2 separate regions of the Homo sapiens genome follow, and region 2 is linked to region 1. Evidence: chromatin contacts called from ENCODE Hi-C or POLR2A ChIA-PET data. All regions are on one chromosome and are shown on one strand. The core of a region is the stretch at or near the end of the contact, and the rest is flanking DNA. Distances in the headings are between cores, read along the strand shown. Region 1 overlaps B4GALNT3 (beta-1,4-N-acetyl-galactosaminyltransferase 3). Region 2 holds the start of CCDC77 (coiled-coil domain containing 77).

Region 1 (3,725 bases), core at 624-3,123:
AATCCCATAAGATATTCCAGGAAGAAAAGAGTCCATTGTTAAATAAGCTTTTAAAACTATAATATACTACCTTGCCTTCCTGGAAATGTACATTAGCATATGAAAGAGTATGAGAAGTTCTGCAGCCATCTGTTTAACTTGGTTTAGCTCAGCATGTCTCAAACTGAATTGCTTTTTTCCATGAAATGCCTATTATACTCTATGAAACTAGTGCTCGAGGATCCATAGAAATGCTGTAACGAACATGCACTGGGAAACTCTGCTTTAGAAAACTTACAGGAAGCAGTTAAATGAATAAAAGTTATCAGAACCATCATAATATCTTTCATTTTTACAGGCTTTGATAGATTGTGTGTCATCTTTTGGTTTTTTATTTTTTAGAGACAGGGTCTTGCTTTGTTTCCCAGGCTGGAGTACAGTGACACAATCATAGTTCACTGTATCTTTAACTTCTGAGTAGCTAGGACTACAGGGATGTACCACCGTTGCCTGGCTAATTTTTAAAATTAATTTTTATAGAGACAGGGTCTCACTATATTGCCCAGGCTGACCTCAAACTCCTGGCCTCAAGCGATCCTCCTGCCTTGGCCTCCCAAAGTGCTGAGATTACAGGCATGAACCACCATACTTGGCCCCAGATTCTTTTTCTTTTGGTGAAGAAACTGAGGCTCAAGGAAGTTAATTAACATACACAAGATTACCTTGAGTAAATAAATCGTTATGTCAAGATTTCCGAGTAGCACGGTGCTTTGGGGATGAAAATTTTAAATTTGAGTTTCCTATTTTACAACTTGTTTAGAACCCAGCGTCTTTAGTCTCGAGGCCCTGCGGACACAGATTACTTTTCTTGGCTGGGTGGTACGGGCTAGCTCATTGTCTTCATCCATACCTATCATAGGTGGAGCTCTTCAGCCTGGGTGGTTTTATTTGGAATCCACCCACTTGCTCTGGGGCAGGAGTGAAGGAGGCAGTATTGTACTGAATGTGACGTTAGTTATCCACACTGTGAAACTACCTCCTTTTAAAGCCCTGGGAGAGGATGGATTACAATGCTGGCACACCTGCACTAGATGACATCACCAGGTAATTATGCCCCGCCCTACCTGGAGATAGTACTTTGAAAAGAACTTGCTTTACAGATCATTTGGTCTGGTGATCCAGCCTTCTCTCCTTTAAGGATAGCATGGATCCTTTTTCTTAATAAACCAATTATTTTGAAAGCTTATAGCGCCATAACATTCTACATTTATTAATAATTAATTTATCCACTTGTTTTTGCCAATCAAGGCCATATGTATAAACATATAATGAAACAAAAACAGTGAACAAATAGTAAACAGTGATCAAAATTGGGCTGGGCTTGGTGGCTCAAGCCTGGAATCCTAGAACTTTGGGAAGCCGAGGTGGGAGGATTGCTTGAGCCCAGGAGTTCCAGACCAGCCTGGGCAACATGGTGAGACCTTGTCTCTACAAATAATAAAAAAAAAATAGCTAGCCGTGGTGATGCACGCCTGTGGTCCCAGCTACTTGGGGGGCTGAGGCGGGAGGATTGCTTGAGTGTAGGCAGTTAAGGCTTCAGTGAGCCGAGATTGTGCCACTGCACTCCAGCCTGAGTGACAGAGTTGAGAACCCCATCTCAAAAAAAAAAAAAAAAAAAAAGAAATATTGGCTATTTTAGTAAGTGTGTATGGCCTTTTGGTGGTAAATGACTGATTTCCATTTTTAAATACTAAAAATAGCTTACAAAATATTCATTACAGTCTTCATGGATGTTCAGGGGTTCACTGATCCAATCCTCTTATTTTATCAATGAGGAGAATAAGGAAGGAAGGTCCTGGAGAGGCCAAACCACACGCAGTCACACAGCTGCATTATGGTGCCAGCTGGCATCCAGCCCAGCCTTGCAGTCTCGCCACATTCTGGGGACTTCTGTTCCCATCCCCTTGCCTGTCCTTGGCCAGCAGGAAGTTCCCAGGTTAATAATACACATCGTTTATTGAGCATCTACTACTGTCCGGGAGCTGTCAGGTTGTTCTGTTATCCCTCTTCCAGATAATGGCTCAGAGAGGTCAGCTCAGGGTCACAGAGTTAGTGCAGGGCCCTGCTAAAGGTGAGCAAGGGCAGGAGATGAGAAAGATGACGATGGCCTCCTCTTTCACTGTTTCCCTGCCCCGAGCTTTGGCTGGCAGCCCAGGGTCTCTGAGGCCAGAAGTCACTCCGGAGACTCAGCAGCCTCAGACGTTTTACTTGGTGCACCAGAGGCTGACTGATCAGATTGGATGGCTAGGGGCCTGGGCTTCATGGAGTGACTGTTTCAAAACTTGTTCACACCAACACTGATCACAAGACGCTCATTAACAAACCCCAGTGCCAATCTGTTCATGTGTTGGTAAATACACTGCTCCATTCACCAAAATGCTATGTCTGCCAGCCAGGCCACTCCCCAAACCCAAGATAGTTACAAGAAAGAAATTTGGTGAGTACAAAGTCAGATCAAAGCAAGTGAGATCAGAGTTCTCGTGGGTTGTTCACACAGGCTTTGAGAAGGCAGTGTCTCTCTTTTGTGGACAGAGCTGTGACACAGACTCCTTCCTGTTCTCAGCCTTTCCTTTAAAAAAAAAAAAAAAAAGAAAGAAACAGCTTTATTGAACTGTAATTCACATACCATACACTTCACCCATACACTTCGTTTAAAGTGTACAATTCAAGGCTGGGTGTGGTGGCTCACACCTGTAATGCTAGCACTTTGGGAGGCCAAGATGAGAGGATCGCTTGAGGCCAGAAGTTTGAGACCACCCTGGACAGCATAGGGAGACCCCATTTCCACTAAATAGAAAAATGAGCCAGCTGTAGTGCCGTGTACCTGTAGTTACAGCTACTTGGGCAGCTAAGGAAAAAGGATTGCTTGAGGCCAGGAGTTTGAGGCTGCAGAGAACCATGATTGTGCCACTGCACTCCAGCCTGGGCAGCGGAGTGAGACCCTGACCTTAAAAATAAAATAAAATAAAATAGATCGAGTACCTCGAAACTCTGAACAGGACATAGGAGTTCCTGGTGTGTAGGAACCGGTGACCTGATCACCCTGCTGTGTTCCTCCGGGGGAGGCCCCACTGCCGCATGAGTTAGAACTGAACCACTAGCCAGGTACCCTTGGTCTTGCGAGTTTGACTCTGGTTGAGTAGCAGAGGGTATAGCGGAAGCAGAGGGCCAGTCAGCACTCATGTCCTGCGATGGGCTTCCGAGTGCTCCTGGAGGAGGCTGACGGTGCCTGCCTTCGTGCGCCTCTGAACCTCGTACCTCTGCCAGAGCCCCTGGCGCAGGTGACACCCTTTTGTTTACATGTCTGCCTCCTTTGAGGACCAACCTCTCTTTCATCTTTAAGGGGTACAGTGCAGACACTCAGTGCTAATAGAATGGAGGAAGATACTGTTCTGGGCTTAGCTCCTCCAAGCGTTTGTTCATTTAAATAATTAGGATGTGCAGGGAACACAGGGGAGGGAGCTGTTCCCTCTGCCTGGGGACGTCATAGAAGGCCTCGGAGAGAACTATTTGAGAAGAGCTTTGAAGGATGAGCAGGAGTTTGCCACGTAAGGAAGAAATGAATGGGCCTTCTAATCAGGAAATTGCATTTGTAAAAGCATGGAGAAGGGAAACAGCATGACGATTTTGGCAAAGACAGGGTTTTGATGTGGGTGGAGCAAAGGTGTATGGCAGGGAGTGGTGTG
Region 2 (3,725 bases), core at 667-3,166, 140 kb before region 1:
CATATATGCTGTCATCCAGGTTTTGTTGTTCCATTTATAGAGCACAGGCAGACTATATCTAACATAATTCTTAAGGGCTCTAGGATTTCAGGGATGTAAATGGGCACTGGCTTCAACTTAAAGTCACCAGTTGCATTAGCCCCTAACATGAGAGTCAGTCTGTTCTTAGAAGCTGTGAAGCCAGGTATTGACTTCTCTCTAGCTACAAAAGTACTACTTGGCATCTCCTTCCAATAAAAGGCTGGTTCATATATATCAAAAGTCTGTAGTTTAGTTTAGCCACCTTAATCAATTACCTTAGTTAGCTCTTCTGAATAACTTGCTGCGGCATCTACATCAGCACTTGCTGCTTCCACCTTGCACTTTTAAGTAACGGAAATAGCTCCTTTCCTTAAACCTCACGAACCAGCCTCCGCTATCTTCCACCTTTTCTTCTGCAGCTTCCTCACCTGTCTCAGCCTTCATTTTATTGAAGAGTTAGGACTTTGCTCCAGATTAGGCTTTGGCTTCAGGGAATGCTGTGGCTGGTTTGATCTTCTATCCAGACCACTCAAACTTTCTCTATATCAGCAATGTCTGTTTCACTTTCTTATCATTTTTGTGTTTACTGGAGTAGCACTTTTAATTTCCTTCAAAAACTTTTCCTTTGCATGCACAACTTGGCTAACTTTGGTGCAAGAAGACTGGCTTTCATCCTGTCTTGGCTTTCAACATGCCTTTTTCACTGAGCTTAATCATTTTCAGCTTTTTATTTAAAGTAAGAGATGTGTGACTCTTCCTTTCACTTGAACCCCCACTGTAGGATTGTTAATTGGTCTAATTTCAATATTGTTGTATCACAGGAATAAGGAGGCAAGAAGAGAGGGAGAAAGGCAGGGAGACTGCTGGTCTGTGGAGCAGTTAAAACATCCACAACATTTATGAATTAAGTTTGCCATCTTATATGGGCATGGTTCATGGTGCCCCTAAACAATTATAATAGTAATATAAAGGATAACAGATCAGCATAACATATACAATAATTATGAAAAAGTTTGAAATATTGTGAAAATTACCAAATGTGGTGCAGAGACACATAGTAAGCCTGTGCTGTAGGAAAAATGGCGCAGATAGATTTGGTTCCATGCAGAGTTGCCACAAACCTTACATTTGTAAAAACAGTTACCTGGGAAGCGCAATAAAGGAAAGTGCGAGCCTGTAGCAGATGCACGTTCCATTTAGACATCCTTAGGACTCACACCAGCGAAGGGCCCCAGCTTTTCCATACCAGTAGCTGTAATTCTGAGACGAAAGTGCTTTTCCCCCACCTTTACACCTTGCTTTCTGGAAAGATAAGACCATAATGGATTTTGAACTTGCTTTTATCATTAAAGCCCAGTGTCTTACATTTCTCCGGAAAAGGAAGCAGTGTTTGCTATGGAACAAATAGTAGAATTTTAATACATAGTCCCCTGACCGTAGAAACTGAACCTCAGGTCCTATCCTGGCTCTAGGCCACCCGGTCATGGAAGAAGAAACTTTTCTTAGAATCTTTATCTCTTGAGACAAGCTTGGAAATTACAACATATATGTACCATGAACGCGAAGTACCTGAGCTCAAAGCAGTTGAGCAATCTTAAGTGGGGGTGCCCGAAAGTGGTGCGTTCTGACCCCAAACGTCACACTACCCGTCCCTGGAGGAGCGGGTTGCAGCCCAGCTGCGTCGCCCCGCGCAGAGCTCCAGGCAGAAGAAAACTACATTTCCCAGAGACCTCTGCGCGGTCGGGAGCACCGCGAGGAGGGGCGAGATGGGGGCGGGCCTCTGTGTGAAGGCCCTTCCCATTGGTGCGCATTCCAAAGGGCCATGTAAACTTCTTCGCGATTGCACGGATTCAGGGACGCTCAGTGGCGCCGCGCCGCTCCTTGGTTTGACTTTTGTTTTTCAGTTGCGTTCCCTGACTCGGAGTCTTAGTGTGTCGTGAGTATAGAGTTTCGGGTTTGGGGTGAAGGGGTTAGGTAAGAAGCCTTGGGAAGAAAATCTGGTTAGGGAGAAGTAACTGCGGAAGCAGTGCGGAGGAGAGGACGTGAGCCTGAATGTGGTGTCCGTGGAGGGGCTGGGGACCGGAGGAGGAAAGCTCCAATGTGCAAAGGGAGAGACCTCAGGAGTGCTGGAGCGTTGGGACCTGGAGCAGTGAGGCGGTCGAGAATGGGATGAAGTGGGAAAAGGAGTACGGGATTCGGGCGCCCTGGAGATGCGTTCCGGTGTACTCTAACCCCACGCTGGTCTAGCTCTCAGTTTCCTCATTTGTGAAATAAGGGATAGTGAAAATACTGAACGGTTGTTGGGATAATAAATTGTACAGATTTGTCACGTGGCTAAAAGAAAAAAATTCAAAGTGCTACACAAATGTTAATTGTTAGTAGACAAGCTATAAGAATATATCTAAGCAAGGGTATTGGAGATAGGTGCAGAGACCCTAGCTGAAACCCGTTAATTTACCTATAAACAAAGGCATTGTTCCTTTGGAAGAGGCAATGAAGAGTAAGACGCGATTTCTGTCTGTAGGGAGCGCACGCTAGCATGGGAGAAACGATAGCAATAAAGCACTCTAATATGTTGACTTGTAGATAATTTCAAAGGCAGTTCTTTTGCACTTAGATCATTTTTGCTAAATCATTTTGGATGGGGAGACTCAGGAAAGAGAAAAAGGAGGTGGTATTTAAGATGAGTTTTCATGTACAGACTAGATTTTGTTAAGTGAAATTATGAGGGTTGTGGAGGGAGTTGTGTTCCAGCTAGAGGGAAGCTCATGAACAAAGGTATGGAGGCAGGAAAGTTATCTGGAAACGGTACATTTAGGAGAGTAGAGAGAAATAAGGCAGGAAAGTTAGGTTTGGCCCTTATGTAGAAAGCCATGAATTCTAGGCTAACAAATTGGATTTAATGCTTTAGGCTATGAGGTGCTACTGATGTATTTTATTAAAGAAAATGGTCCAGGAGACGCAAGGAGTAGGTAGAACCGTTAAGGTGTTGTAATGGTGTGGGTAAGAAGTATTGAGACTCTGAATTAACATGGTCATTGTGGAGATAAAATATACAAGATATTCATATGGTTAGACAGGAGGTTCAGAAGAATGAGTGATCAAATGATGAATTTAAGTTGCCAACTCCCGGTTGCTTGGAAACGCTGAATTAGTAACTAAAATAGGAAAGTCAGAAGGGGCATGTTTGGATAAAAAGATGATGTGTTAGGTTTAGGAAATGTTAGCTTTGAGATGCTAAAAAAATACCTAACTTGAGTGATTTCTTTTTTAAGTTAAACGTTTCAAGTGCCAGTGGGACTATGGGTGAAAATGTCCACTACATTTTTGTTAATTCAAATCAAGAGGTTGAAAGAGATGTCGTTTATTTATTCAACATGTAATTGTTACTTACTGTATGCCATGTAGTGTTTTAGATGACAGAGTTAATAATAAAAACAGGAGGAATAATGATGTTCCCAAAGAAATGGTTAGAGGAAATGATAAAGAAACTTGAAGACAGAACCTCTGAGCCAAGGGAGTAAAATTGTCAATAATAATAATAGTCCACATTTACTGAGTGCTTATATATGTGTCAAACACTGTCCCTCGGCCTTATATCCGTACACCAACCTATGACATAGAAGTAACTGAAATTTAGAGAGGATAACTTGCCTGAGGTACACAGCTAATAAGAGGCAGGGCTTTGACTCAAACCCAAGTCT

The links. A loop is a pair of places that touch in the nucleus more often than their neighbours do. ChIA-PET counts read pairs that join two places held with the same protein, here RNA polymerase II (POLR2A). Pooled maps may share reads with other maps.
Region 2: a loop to region 1 is called in a pooled map, with 4 times the contacts of the local background. The contact joins the promoter of CCDC77 here to the enhancer-like site in region 1. A Hi-C loop is called at or near these places in 9 of 50 pooled maps. POLR2A ChIA-PET finds 5 or more read pairs at or near these places in 5 of 52 experiments (A673, AG04449, K562 and 2 more).

What each region holds. Positions count from the first base shown.
Region 1 is chr12:536,923-540,647 of GRCh38, forward strand. All of the region lies in intron 3 of B4GALNT3 (beta-1,4-N-acetyl-galactosaminyltransferase 3), which reads left to right. Among named protein-coding and RNA genes, the nearest start is that of B4GALNT3, 79 kb to the left of the region's middle. RefSeq lists enhancers at 1,357-2,086, 2,087-2,816. Within about 2 kb of position 1,874, at least 14 of the 41 ENCODE cell types and tissues checked have a DNase peak (open chromatin) inside an H3K27ac peak, as active enhancers do.
Region 2 is chr12:399,728-403,452 of GRCh38, forward strand. CCDC77 (coiled-coil domain containing 77) reads left to right here and starts at 1,917. Exons shown (of 13, transcript NM_032358.4): 1 at 1,917-1,957. It overlaps LOC105369594 (a long non-coding RNA gene), which reads right to left and starts at 1,683. Exons shown (of 4, transcript XR_007063149.1): 1 at 1,591-1,683; 2 at 1,166-1,323. RefSeq lists enhancers at 1,441-1,760, 2,175-2,727.